Regions from separate parts of the Mus musculus genome. Here region 1 is linked to region 2. Evidence: chromatin contacts called from ENCODE Hi-C data. All regions are on one chromosome and are shown on one strand. The core of a region is the stretch at or near the end of the contact, and the rest is flanking DNA. Distances in the headings are between cores, read along the strand shown. Region 1 holds the start of Dcun1d1 (DCN1, defective in cullin neddylation 1, domain containing 1 (S. cerevisiae)). Region 2 holds the start of Tnfsf10 (tumor necrosis factor (ligand) superfamily, member 10).

What was found. Hi-C counts contacts between places; a loop is a spot of excess contacts on that map.
Region 1: a map of T-helper 1 cell shows a loop between it and region 2 (97-fold over the local background). The contact joins the promoter of Dcun1d1 here to the promoter of Tnfsf10 in region 2. A Hi-C loop is called at or near these places in 5 of 37 maps with a recorded cell type or tissue (T-helper 1 cell, T-helper 17 cell, T-helper 2 cell and 1 more).

The regions. Positions count from the first base shown.
Region 1 is chr3:35,931,398-35,937,972 of GRCm38, reverse strand. It overlaps Dcun1d1 (DCN1, defective in cullin neddylation 1, domain containing 1 (S. cerevisiae)), which reads left to right and starts at 5,007. Exons shown (of 7, transcript NM_001205361.1): 1 at 5,007-5,188. The coding sequence starts at 5,186. Gm15952 (a long non-coding RNA gene) reads right to left here and starts at 4,895. Exons shown (of 4, transcript XR_880768.3): 1 at 4,806-4,895; 2 at 250-369.
Region 2 is chr3:27,313,630-27,320,937 of GRCm38, reverse strand. It overlaps Tnfsf10 (tumor necrosis factor (ligand) superfamily, member 10), which reads right to left and starts at 3,861. Exons shown (of 5, transcript NM_009425.2): 1 at 3,648-3,861. The coding sequence starts at 3,791.

The sequences.
Region 1 (6,575 bases), core at 3,758-6,257, 8.6 Mb before region 2:
CAAATGTTATCCCCAAAGCCCCCTATACCCTCTCCCCTCCCTGCTCCTCAACCCAACCACTCCTGCTTTCTGGCCCTGGCATTCCCCTGTACTGGGGCATATGATCTTCACAAGACCAAGGGCCTCTCCTCCCATCCTCTGCTACATATGCAACTAGAGACACAGCTCTGGGGGGCACTGGTTAGTTCATATGAACACAATACTTTCATTTGTACTTGAGAGTACCAAGCCTAGAAAGACAGTTTTTACCTGTGTACTATCCATTCTGCCGTACCTGGTAGAATATGCCCAAGGAAGCAGGGCCATCAGACTTGCTCTGTGGACTCCTTTCAGCGGTTTTGGTCTCCACATTGGATTCATCCACTGAAACTGAGAAAGAGTTGTTCACGATGGATACCTGAGCAGACGGGGGTCTCATCTAGAAGGACTGAGCCTACTTGGGCAGAGAGGCAGGTTCACTTTGGGACAGTAGGACATTGTGACATCAGCAGTGACAGTCTGAGTTTTCTATGATGACCCACCCAGTCGGAGCTGTCACTTGCTCCAAGCCCAATCCTCTACCATGAGTGTGAAACAGCTAAAGTCAGCAGATCCGCAGGGACCCTGAGGTGACAGACTGGCTCTGGTGAATATTCCTATTTTCTATTTAGAAGGTGACCCACCAAAGTATTGCTTTTTATTATGAATTGGATGATGATGCCTACCTAATTCCCTGAGGTTTTCCCTTTGTCCTGATTAAGGATTCCTCTTCGAATGGTTCAGAATGTGGAGGGAAGAGTCTCAGGCAGTCCTTCCTTCAGCTTCACTGGTAACGTTTACTGGGGCAGGGGACAGCAAAGGCTTTATTTCTAAGCCTACTCTTATCATTTTGGTTTGAATTGGGGCCTGTGGCCACCACGGATTCCACGTAAGGCATGAGGACTAATCCTTAAAAAGGCTTCTCCCTTAAACATGTATCATTTGGAGGCTGAAAGTACAGAGGCACAGGTGTGCTGAGCACATGTGAGGCCCGGAGTTCAATTTCCAGTGTGTGCACACACTCATACACACACATACACAAATGCTATAATTCTGCATCAGAAACCTCTACACGGTATTTTATTCATGCTAAAATATGGTGCACCAGTAAAGCCAGTACACATTTGTGGATATGCAAGCCTGGGTACAGTAAGCCCATTTTATATAAACACAGGACTGAACTGCATCCACCGACGTCATGAGTGAGAAGCCGGTGACTGTGGCTCAGACTCACACCTCAGAACTGCAGTTGGGTATATAGAGCTACTCTGCAGGCTTCATTTTAGATAAATGAACTCCCAGAAAGGCTAGCAATCGGTCCTTTCAGATTTCTTCTCTCTCTGCTAAACACAGATTCTAGAATTATAGACTTGGTTTTACATGTTTCAATAAACAGAGTTGCACTGATTTTTATCAGTATTTACCTTAACATGAAAACTTGCAGCTTTTGCAGCAACATTTTCTAAATTGGTCTACCTTGGAATGTCACCTATCTACAAACACTATGCCATTATAATTATGGGTGTAAAAAGAATGTATGTATGCGTGTATGTAACATTGGACTTTAACCAGATGTTTTCATCTTTTTTTTAACTGAACCAAAATTACTGCTATAAAAAATGTAGTTTTTAAAATTATGTATTTGAGGGGCTAGAGAGAGCTCAGTAGGTAAGAGAGCTTGCTGCTTAAACATGGGCACCTGAGTTCAGACGCCAGCAGCCACTTACATGTTAGGCACGCTAGTCTGTAACCTCAGTACTGTGGGAGTGAGGCTGCCAGTAGCTTCCCTATCCAGGTTCAGTAGAAGACCCTATCCCAGAAGAGGGAGGCCTGGAGTGATAGAACACTGTGATCATCTCCTCACCGGCCTCCACATGTGTGCAAATAATATGTGCACACCTGCACACAGCATACACACACACAAACACACATTTCTGTATTTGAAACAACATGTTAATGAGTACCTTTCTGTTAATCAAATATTGTAACTTATGCTTTATCTTCAGGAACCTTCCATTTAAAAAAAAGTAACCAGGACAATTTTCACAAACATGCTTATCTCATACAATAACAACAGTTAATTTCATATAATAACAACAGTTAATGCTCTCCTATCATGTTTGGTTCTGTAACCTGGAAATGTAGGATGGGTGCAACTGCTGTTGCACTTATCATAAGACCATGTATATAATATGCATCAGCCAAGGAACATTGCTGTCCTACTACACAAATGAACAGTATGGACACTATTGCTATTATTGTAACTTTTTTGAGCTAGACTCTTACTGTGTGTTGTTGGCTGAGCTGGAACTTGCCATGTAGACCAGGCTGGCCTACACTTACATCAGCCTAGCAAGTGCTAAATTCAAAGCATGTGCCACCACACCGGGCCCAATTGTTACTGTGTTCTGTTAGAGAAACATTCCACTACTGAGCGGTATACCCACAGCTCTATGCAGTCTTAAGACCAAGAGAGAGCCATTAGATTATTTTCTTTTAATTTATACAACTGCTACTGTGGTGTGTGTGTGTGTGTGTGTGTGTGTGTGAGAGAGAGAGAGAGAGAGAGAGAGAGAGAGAGAGAGATCGGCTTCTTACCCAACACTGAAAACTCAAGGATAAGCTGGCTTAGTGGGTAAAACAATTGCTGCATATGCATCAGGATTTGAGTTCAAATTCCCAGAAAGCATGAAAAGCAGGCCACATAGTTCATGCGCCTGTAGTCCCAGTACTACAGGGAGACGGAAGGTAGACACTGAAGAATCCCCAGAAGTTCAAGGGTCAGCCAGTCTGGCATATCAGGTGGAAAAGCAACAGGGACCCGCTTTAAACAAAGTTGATGGCATGGGCTGACACCTGAGTTTGTCCTCTGACCTCTATACAAATGTTATGGCACCAATGGCCCCATATAAAAACAAAACAAACAAAATTATCTCAAAGATGGATATGATCTGGTCTTTCTCTGCCCTGGCCTTGGAGGCAAATGATTATCAGTTGATGTCCTAACTCTAATCTAGGGGCCATAAAATTGCAAAGGAGATGCCCCAATTGCAGAAATCCAGAGTAGGAAATAAACTGTAGTAACCGAGAGAACACATTATAAGCAGATTGTCTGGGTCTAGTTCCTAGATTTACTACTTGCTGTGTGACATTAGGCATGTTACTTACCCACTCTGTATGTCAGTGCTCCCTACAAAATAGGTGTAGCTGCAACCTGAAGTTTGCTTGAGTGTTAGAGGCTTAGTACAACACATGGCGGATCCTCACTCTTGTGACCTAGTGTGTCAGGGACAAAATAAGACCAAACCAGGAAGCTTGGTACCGAAACAGGAGCTGCATTGAGTGGGGGTCATGACAAAGGGAGTGGAAAGATGAGGGAGAGACCTGCCTATGACTCCAGACAGGCTCACGTTAGGAAAGTTCTCGGAGACTTTGAGGAAGAGCCTCCAGTCTGCATTGCAGACAGACACCTCTGGTGTAGAAGGAAAAGTACAGAGAAGATGGGGTGGGAGACATACTTGCCTGCAATCCCAGGCCGCACTGTTGGCTGTTAGCCTGGGCAACATAAAGAAACTCCATCTCAAAAGGGGATGGAGAAAGGAGGGTCCCAATGAGAGATGAACCCTATTAAAGGGCAGGGGAAGAATTCGGGTTTACTCAGATGATGAACTCGGCGAGCTTAGACTAAGGGAGATGGGCAGTTCTGATATTTAGCTTATGTGATGAAAAAGCAGGGGAATGCAGGTTTAGGGATAAGATTTTGGCTTTGTAGAGCTTTGGGGGGGTCTGTGGGATGAGCAGAATTTGTGCTTAGGGCATGCCGCTGCCGAGCTTTAGATAAGATTTTGGACTCACTGGGATATGGGCAGGGTCTAGGAAAAAGGAATATATGAAGAGATTCAGGGATGGTTCTGGAAAGCCCACCACTGAAAAGCCAGAGTTAGCTAGCAAAGAAGAATGGTAAGTGAAGGGGAGACTATAAATAAATCAAGTCATGAAAAATTATGGGAATTCTAGGAGGACGTGTTCAAATTCAGGAGAGAAAGAGGTCAAGTGGAACTAAGAATCACCCCTTGGAGTTGGCACTTAGGAAAAAAAGAGCTTTAAGAAAACCTACAAGCTATTGTTGCAATAGTCTAATGAAGTGTAGCAAGAGACTGAGTCCTCTTCGTTAATATTTTAAGTTGCTAGGCTGAGTTCCTAGAGAATAACCACAAGTGTGATCTAGTTTCACCCTTGCTACTTGGTATTTTCTTAGGGCCTGGCGAGAAGATGCCACATCAGCGCACACACACGCACACGCGCGCGCGCGTACACACACACACTCGCATTGATGGTGTAAAGAATGAATGGGTGACAACAGGTCTGCAGTGCCAAAGATCTGCCTCTGCAGGGCTCTGGGAGCCCCCACCACGTGGCTAGTTCTAAGCAGTAGCAGGAAGCTCCGAGGAGGAGTGACAACAGTTGTTTTAACAGAAACTTTAAGATTGTTAGCTTCTAGGGGTGATCTGGTGGTATTTGCCGGTGGTAAAGGGAGACCCACGTTTGGTGATGAAGATGCGGATGACATATATAAACCTGGGCAATCTTGGACAGCTTTTTCTATGTGCCGTACCTTTGTTTTATTTCCTCTCTCTGCAGGGAGTACTGTATTTCCTTCTCCTTGCAGCACACACTTGTCTTCTGGCCCACAGCTCAGCAGGCAGGCTAGGTCAAGCTTGGCCCGTCCACCAGGCATGACAGTGGCTCTAGGCGCAATAGTCTCCCGGATTCTTCCAAAAACTTACCTGGGAACTCTGACGTGGAGCTATTAGGAGCGCACGGAGGACAGGACGCGGCCGTGACGAGGGCGCCCTGAGTGGGGGCGCAGGCAGGGCCCCGGCGCTTCGTCCTCACTGTGCCCGCGGCCGCCCGCCGCGCGGGTCTCAGCGTGTGTCCGCAGCCCGGGCTGCCGGGTCGCCCGGCCGCTCGTGCCACGGATGCCGGCAGGCCAGGCCGCCCACCCCGGGGCCCGCGCCCTCCGCCTCCCGCGGCCCGGCCGCTCCGCGGGCCGCCGCACTGCGCATGAGCGGGAGCCCGGCGAGCCCGTGAGAGGCGCCGCCGCCGCCGCCGCCGTCCATTCGCTGCGGAGCCGGAGGAGGAGGGGAGAGGTCCGGAGGACACCAACATGGTGAGGAACCGCGGCGCCGTGCCGCCCGGCCCGGGCCCCCGGCCCCGCCGCGCTCCGCTACCGCTGCTCAGCCGGCGCCCAGCTCGGCCCGTCCCTCCCCGGCGCCGCCGCTACGCGAGGGCCCGGCAGCGGAGCGCGGCGGGGCCTAGTCGCCGGAGCGGGGCCGGGCGCGGAGGCGTTGGGGGACGGCCCGCGCCCCATTGTGCGGCCAGGCGGCGCCTGGGCAGCGGGCCTGGCGCTGCCTGGTCCCGGCCGGGCCCCTCGGTGCTGGCGGCCCTGGCGAGCCGGCGTCGGCCTTGCTGGTCCGCGCTGGCGCCAGGCGCCAGGCGCCCGGGAGTTGGGGCGGCTCGGCTGAGGCTCGGTCCCTGCGAGGGGACTGGGAGGCTCCGGGCTGCGGACGGAAGTGCAGCCGGGGGACCCGAGACCTGCTGCCTTCCGAGCGCCTGCTCTATGTGCTTGGGGTGGGAGGAGTAATTGCTTTATTATAGCAGTTAGGGACCATTTGTGATTCTTAAGAAACAGTTTGTCAAGTTGCTCCTCTCCTGGTTTTTGTTTGGGTGAGAAAAAGTCACGGAAGCTGGAAGACGCTGTGGTGAGCTGAGTCCTTTGTCATTAAGTACCTGGCGCTGCTGGTCACTGCTTTTCAGTTTGGAAGTATACAGTCACACCTTGTTGAAGTTCCCGGCTGGCTGCTGGGAGAAGAGTAAAAGTGATGAGGTCCTTCGCTCCGGAGAGCTGAAAGGCTTCTTTGGGGAGGGTGTATGCCCAGTCTTGAGTCGTGGGGGGTTGATTTTCGCTCAGTGACACTTATATGGCCCCAGCCTTGGTGTCATGTGTTGATTATGTGTTTAGGTCCCAACAGAGTCAAGATTTCTCTTCTGTGCTTACGTTCGTAAAACTTTATATTTGTAAGGAAGTTCCGGTTAGTGTTTGGATTGAGAGTACAGTAAAAGTTCAGAGACCCAAGAGAGAGTTTGCAGGTTCTCCTTTAATTATTTGAACAGGCCTTGGATATTACTCCTGAACCCCCAAGAGTTTCCACTCTCTTACTGGGGTGCTTTCAGCAGGCTAAAATAATAGAGTGCGCGTCTCTGATGGACATTCATCACGAGTATGTATGCAGTTTCCCACAGTCCACATCAGACACCTGCCCTCGAACCCAGTGCCTGCCAGTGCTCATTAGGAATATAGGATTCATGCCGTTTCAGTGAGAGCTAGGGTTAGGACTTGTAGCCTTCTGTTCCTTTGGTTAATATTAAATCAGCTCATTTTGGAGCTTAGCCATACGTCATGCAATCGTACTGGTTGTGGTTCCTGGTTGTTAAGATGTCCTTAACTTAAGGCACTTTCTATGCCTTTACTCATTTTCTGTCACATGTACAGTCTA
Region 2 (7,308 bases), core at 2,612-5,111:
ATTTAAAAACAAAGCATACTCTTTTAAAAAATAAAATAAAAGTGTGTGTGTGTGTGTGTGTGTGTGTGTGTGTGTGTGTGATATGCAGGGTCTCTCACAGGGCCTGGAGTTCACTAGTAAGACTACATATACCCTCAGCCAGCAAGCCTCAGGGATTCTTCAGTCTTCTCCCTGCAAGCACTGGGATTACAGGTGCATGCTGGGTAATTAGGATCAAACTTGAGTTCTCACGTGTACATAGGAAGCACTTCCCTGACTGATTCCTCCCTCCAAACACATTTCAAACATCTGGTTTATGTGCACCCCCACCCTCAGCCTTACTGGACTGAGAAATGTGATACATTGTGTTAGCATTTTGTCTTACCCCCCCCCCCCAGGTTACCTGGCAACAGCCAGGTGTGCCTGACTCTTCCCCCTCCTCTCTCTCTTGCCTTCTTGCTCTCCATCTGTCCTCTTTTCACTTCCTCCTCTCTCCCATTACCTACCCTCCCCCTTCTCTCTCCACATGTTTATGGCTGACCTCTACTCCTCTGCGCTCTCTCTCCCTCTCCCTCTCCCTCTCCCTCTCCCTCTCCCTCTCCCTCTCCCTCTCCCTCTCCCTCTCCCTCTCCCTCTCCCTCTCCCTCTCCCTCTCCCTCTCCCTCTCCCTCTCTCCCTCCCTCTCCCTCTCTCCCTCCCTTTCTCTATCTATACTACCCTCTTAACTCCCTTCCCCATGCCCTCAGGAGAAGAGATACCTCAGCATGGGCCTGCAGAGGCACCCCCTACCCCCACACCTGACTACAGGTCCACCAAACATTCTTTTCCCTGTGGTTGTATAAAACACAACATTTGGTTCCATGACTTGGATCAGAGTTCTAATCACTATCCGATCACGGGAGAGACAAATGCTAACTCTTTGAGCTTCACTTTGATTTTTGTTCAGACACTTGCTCTTCTACCCACCAGCTTTTCAAAGTGTGACTTGTTTGTTTGAGAGTTTTTCAGACCCACTTCTTTGTCTGGAGGACAGTGGTTATTACAGACTTACAAGTGGTCAAAGTGCAGACAAGATAGATGTCTGCTGGGCATGGGGTAATCTATGCCACTCCCTCACCTCAAGGTCCAGGCAACTGCAGGGCAGAAGTCTAGAGGTCTAGGCTCAGTCAGTAACAAGCAAACAATGAGCTCAAGGTTGGGTGAGTGTCTTAGTCAGGGTTTGTATTCCTGCACAAACATCATGACCAAGAAGCAAGTTGGGGAGGAAAGGGTTTATTCGGCTTACATTTCCATACTGCTGTTGATCACCAAAGAATGCAGGACTGGAACTCAAGCAGGTCAGAAAGCAGGAGCTGATGCAGAGGCCATGGAGGGATGTTCTTTACTGGCTTGCTCAGCCTGCTCTCTTATAGAACCCAAGACAACCAGCCCAGAGATGGTCCCACCCACAAGGGGCCTTGCCCCCTTGATCACTAATTGAGAAAATGCCTTACAGTTGGATCTCATGGAGGCATTTCCTCAACTGAAGCTCCTTTCTCTGTGATAACTCCAGCTGTGTCAAGTTGACACAAAACTAGCCAATACAACTGACCCCTTGTCAACTTGACACACAAACACATCACTAGTAAGCCTCAACCCTTACATTCTTATTCATCCCCAAGGTCTAAATAACTTTAAATGTCCCACAGTCTTTACATATTCTTAAAATTTCAATCTCTTTAAAATATCCATCTCTTTTAAAAATCCAAAGTCTTTTTAAATTAAAAGTCTCTTAACTGTGGGCATCACTAAAACAGTTTCTTCCTTCAAGAGGGAAAATATCAGGGCACAGTCACAATCAAAAGCAAAAATCAATCTCCAACCGTCCAATGTCTGGGATCCAACTCACGATCTTCTGGGCTCCTCCAAGGGCTTGGGTCACTTCTCCAGCCATGCCCTTTGTAGCACACGCGTCATCCTCTAGGCTCCAGATGCCTCTACTCCACTGCTGCTGCTGCTCTTGGTGGTCATCTCATGGTACTGGCATCTCCAAAACACTGCATGACCCCTTCAGTCCTGGGCCATCAATTGCAACTGAGGCTGCACTTTCACCAATGGCCTTCCATGGCCTCTCACAGTGCCAAGCCTCAGCTGCTCTGCTCAACTCCTTCATGCCTTCAAAACCAATACCACCTGGGTGACCCTTACATATTACCAAGTCCCGCTGCAGCAGGAGTGCAACCTTGGCTATCTCTGGAACACAGCCTCTTTGTGCTTTCAGAAAACACTTCCCAGAAGATGTCACCTCAATGATGCTGGTCTCTTCTTAATCACCGCTAATTTCTTAGCTCCAGCTAACCAGCATCAATAGTCCCAGTAATGCAAAGTTTTTGCTTTAGTAGTTCTGGTATCTTGTTAATCACAGCTGATTCTTCAGCCCCAGCTAACCAGAACTACAGAATCTTCACAATCAAAACAGCAATGGCCCTGAAAAGAGTCTTTAATTTTCCCTCTGAAATTTCACAAACCAGACCTCCATCTTCTACAGTGTTCTCAACATTATCTTCCAAGCTCCTGCACAACCTCCAACAGAGCTCTTAACAATGGATGGATCTTCAAGCCCAAAGTTCCAAAGTCCTTCCACAATCCTCCCCAAAACATGGTCAGGTTGTCACAGGAATACCCCACTATGCTGGTACCAATTTGTCTTAGTCAGGGTTTGTATTCCTGCACAAACATCATGACCAAGAAGCAAGTTGGGGAGGAAAGGGTTTATTCGGCTTACATTTCCATACTGCTGTTGATCACCAAAGAATGCAGGACTGGAACTCAAGCAGGTCAGAAAGCAGGAGCTGATGCAGAGGCCATGGAGGGATGTTCTTTACTGGCTTGCTCAGCCTGCTCTCTTATAGAACCCAAGACAACCAGCCCAGAGATGGTCCCACCCACAAGGGGCCTTGCCCCCTTGATCACTAATTGAGAAAATGCCTTACAGTTGGATCTCATGGAGGCATTTCCTCAACTGAAGCTCCTTTCTCTGTGATAACTCCAGCTGTGTCAAGTTGACACAAAACTAGCCAATACAGTGAGAGTTCAGAAAAACTACATGGAGAGTTAGGGAGAAAAACAGCTGACATCTATCTCTAGGCTCCACAGCACCATGTGCTGTCCTCCCTCTTCCTCTCTCCCTCTGTCTCTCTCTCTCTTCCTCTCTCTCCTTCTCTGTCCCTCTCTACCTCCTTCTTCCTCTTTTCCTCCCTCTCTCCCTCTTCTTCTCTTCTTCCTCTCTCCCTGTCTTCCTCTCTCTTCCCCTCTCTCTCTATCTCTCTATCTCTCTTACACACACACACACACACACACACACACACACACGGAACTCTAGAGTACTTCACACAAAGCATTTGTGCCAAGTGACACCACTAACTGCACCCTGCACAGACACTTTTGAAATGATAGCAAACTTTCTTGGAGGTGCCGGTATATCCATTTGTAGTTTTCATAGCCTGTTCTGTTACTACAACTGCTTGGAAGTCTGCCAACTTGCAGTTTTATAAAGCCCTCTCTTTATTAGCAGTTAAGAGTCTGCACTTGGGAAAGGCATATTTTAATCTACAGCTAAGCTTTCAAAGAAGAGCAAGCTAAGCGGCAAAGCCAAGAGAGGCTGCTGCTGAGAGCACACGGCCACTCACCTGCTTCATCTCGTTGGTGAAGTACATGTAAGTCACAGCCACAGACACAGCCTGCAGGAGCACCTGCAGGAGCACTATGCAAATCACCATCATCCTGAAGTGCTGACTGAAGCTGAGGTCCTTCAGGGCCCCTGAGGAAGGCATACTGCTGTCCAGGTCTGACTTCCCAATGCAGACTTGCAGCCCAGCAGCAGTGCCTGAGAAGGTCACAGTTAGAAGGCGGAGTGCCCATGCAGTTTCTTTTTACTGTTGAGACCAAAAGTGAAACTAAGCAAGTCAGGAAGGTGACGAGGACGTAGTGCACAGAAACCCTCCAGCTAGGAGAGCTCGCCCTGATGGTGCTGGAAAGCCTAGATCCAGCGCTCTGAGATCTAACCCATCTATGAACTGCTGGAGCACCTGAAGGAGCTGCAGGATCTCCTGGACAAAGGACAAAGGACAAAGGACAAAGGACAAAGGGACCGGGAGGGGTCTCAGTGAGGATCCAAAATTTAAGGCGTCACAGGAGCCAGAGACTGCTGAAGGCAACAATGACTCATTGCTATAGACATTTGCAAGTGAAGATGTGTGGACAGAGGGATAAACTGTGGGACACACTAGGACACCACAGCTTCCATGGTGGGATGTTTTCTATGCTCTGTTTTGGTTTATTTAGTTTGTTTTGTGTGTTTTTATCTGGGGGGAGTTTCAAGGGCAGACGGTGATTATGAGGGGACAGGGAGATGAATGGGACCGGGGTGCATGATGTGAAACACACACACACAAAGTTTGTTTGTTTGTTTGTTTGTTTGTTTTTTAAAACTGTTTTAAAAAACAGAAATCCCAGCTGTTCAATTTTACCAATGAAAACTCAGGAGCCAGATGCTGAGATGATAACTTCCTAGCTCTGAGAGGCAGAGAAAGCACCCAGCTGACCTTCCTACTCCATCCCAGAAGGAAAGAATCCTTTCTTCTCCACGCTGTCTTAAACACTCGAAGACCCCCTTTCTGTTCACTATGTTCACTCCCTGTCAGATGGTTACTGGCTCTGCCTCTTGACCTAGGGTTGACTTTGTTAAAAGGGCTTTGCTAGGGCTGAGCCACACCACCACGAGTTTACAGCAGACAGACAGAAAGCTCTAGGGTCAAAGGCTGGGACGTATCACAGTTAGAAACAGTTCACAATCTCAGGTTCACAGTGTGATCAGATGGCCTGCAGCAACCACCTCCAGCTTCTGGCCCAATGTTTGTGACTCTGAGGCCTCTGCAGGTTCTAGCAACAGTGTTGCTATTTCTAATGGTGCCAGTTCCCAAGGGCCATAGGACATCTTTCTGGCTGGTATCTCATGGTGGGGAACAAAACGGAATCCATTTCAACTCAAATTCTCTCAGGTCTGCAGCTGCTTCCCACCTCCCAGAAGGATTCCTTTGGAGCCTGCTTAACTACAAAGCCAAGGCTCCCTCACAGCACGGGAGGCTGTCACCTGCTAAAAGGTCTTTAGAAGTAGTACTCTACTGTGGTGCTGTAACTAAGTTACCATCTTCCTGAGACAGTCTCTCACTGAAGCTGAAGCTCACACAGGGATCTTCCTGTCTCCACCTCCGGGCACTGATTGGGATCGCAGCCACAGACCACCAGGCCCACCTGTGAGTGCTGGTAATCCAAGCTAAGGTCCTCGTGCTCACACAGAGAACACTTTACCGTCTCCCCAGCCCCAACCATTGCCTCGTTTTACTGACGTGGGAGTTTAAAATGGCGTTTCCATTTTGCTTTTATTTTTTTTTTTTTTGAAAGGGAATCAAGAGCAATCTGTGTGACCTGTAAAAACAACATAAACCAAATAGTCATATTCCTTTGCCTGTGTGTTAATAGCCACATTTTGTTTCTCTTTCTTTTATAATAGTATTTTTTTATTCCTTGACACTTACACAATGACATAGTCAATTTCAGTTGTCAACTCAACATACCTGAAAAGACAGAACATCAATTAAGGAATTGGTAATATTGGACCATCCTCTGGGAGTATCTTTCTTGATTGTTAGTTGACATGGAAGGACCTAGACCACTGTGGGCAGTACCATTCCTGGGTAGACAAGTCTGAGCTGTATAACAGAGGAAACTGAACAAGCTAGAGAAGCAAGCCAGTAAGCAATATGTTTCCATGGTCTCTACTTCAGTTCCTGCCTTTGCTCTCCTTAAAGATGAACTTTAACCCATAAGCCTGATAAATACTTTTCCCCCCCTCAAGTGAGTTTTGGTCAATGTTTTACAACAGCAAAGAGTGCTAACTAGGACAGACTATGTGTACTGACTGTGTGCATCTACCACAGACTCTCTCCAGCCCCCTCTAGTGTCCCAACTCCACGTCATTTCCAGATGCATGCCCTCTTTTTTGTTTTGTATGAATTAGTTCAAAACACATGAGTGTGTAGCCATCTACTGGATCATGGGCAACCTGTCAGCAACCACAACCCCCAAGGAGAATAATTCTCCCTTCCTCTGCAGGCATCAACTGCCAGTAGCTTTCCTTATGTGGGGATGAGACTTTGAGAGCCCCACCCCCTCTGTGCTGGGATGTTGACTGGCTGATCTTCTGCAGGTAACCATAGCTGCTGTGAACTGATATGTGATACAGCCATGTTGTATCCAAATGACAGCCTCCCACAGTTCTCACCCCTATCTTAAGGCCCCATCAGTCATTCTGCTCTCTCTTCCTGGAAGTTCTCTAAACTTTCAGGAAGATAGGAGGTTGATATCACAGCTAGGTACCTAGAGTCACTAACACTTGGCACTTCGACCATTTATGAGTCTCTGCTTTAATCTTTTTATAGATTCTCTAACCAAATATTGACTGGCATGCTCGCACTATGAAAATCTGCAAGTCAGAGCTGTGCATGTGCCAGCCTCTGCTACTCTACAATAAGTCTTAGGAGTGCAGTCATGGCTTGCTTTGCTTTGGGTCCCACAATGCCTAAAATACTTAGTACCTGGAGTCTTAGAGAAAGTTTTCCATTCCCAGACTGGTAGTTGTATGCTGTTCATAGAAGCAAGAAGGACGCTTCTAATTTTGTTTGGTAAATATTCTTAGATATCAACAGACACCATTTTTTAATTTAATTTTCTTTTTTATTGGATATTTTATTTATTTATATTTTAAACATTACCTCATTTCCTGGTCCCCCCCCAGAAGCCCCCTATCCTATCCTCCCTCCCCATCTTCTATGAGGGTGCTCACCCACCCACCCACGCACCCTCTCCTGTCTCCCTGCCCTGGCATTCCCCTACACTGGGGCATGGAGCCTTCCCAGGACCAAGGGCCTGTCCTACCATTGATGTCCAACAAGGCCATCCTCTGCTACATATGCAGCTGGAGCCATGGGTCCCTCTATGTGTACTCTTTGGTTGGTGGTTTAGTTCCTGGGTGCTCTCAGGGAGTCTGGTTGGTTGATATTGTTGTTCTTCCTATGGGTTGCACCCCCTTAAGCTCCTTCAGTCCTTTAACTCCTCCACTGGGGGCCTCATGCTCTGTCCAATGGTTGGCTGTGAGCATTCGACTCTGTATTTACCAGGCTCTGAAAGAGCCTGTCAGGAGACAGCTATATCAGGCTCCTGTCAGCAAGCACTTCTTGGCATCCGCAATAGTGTCCGGGTTTGGTGATTGTATATGGGATGGATTCGCAG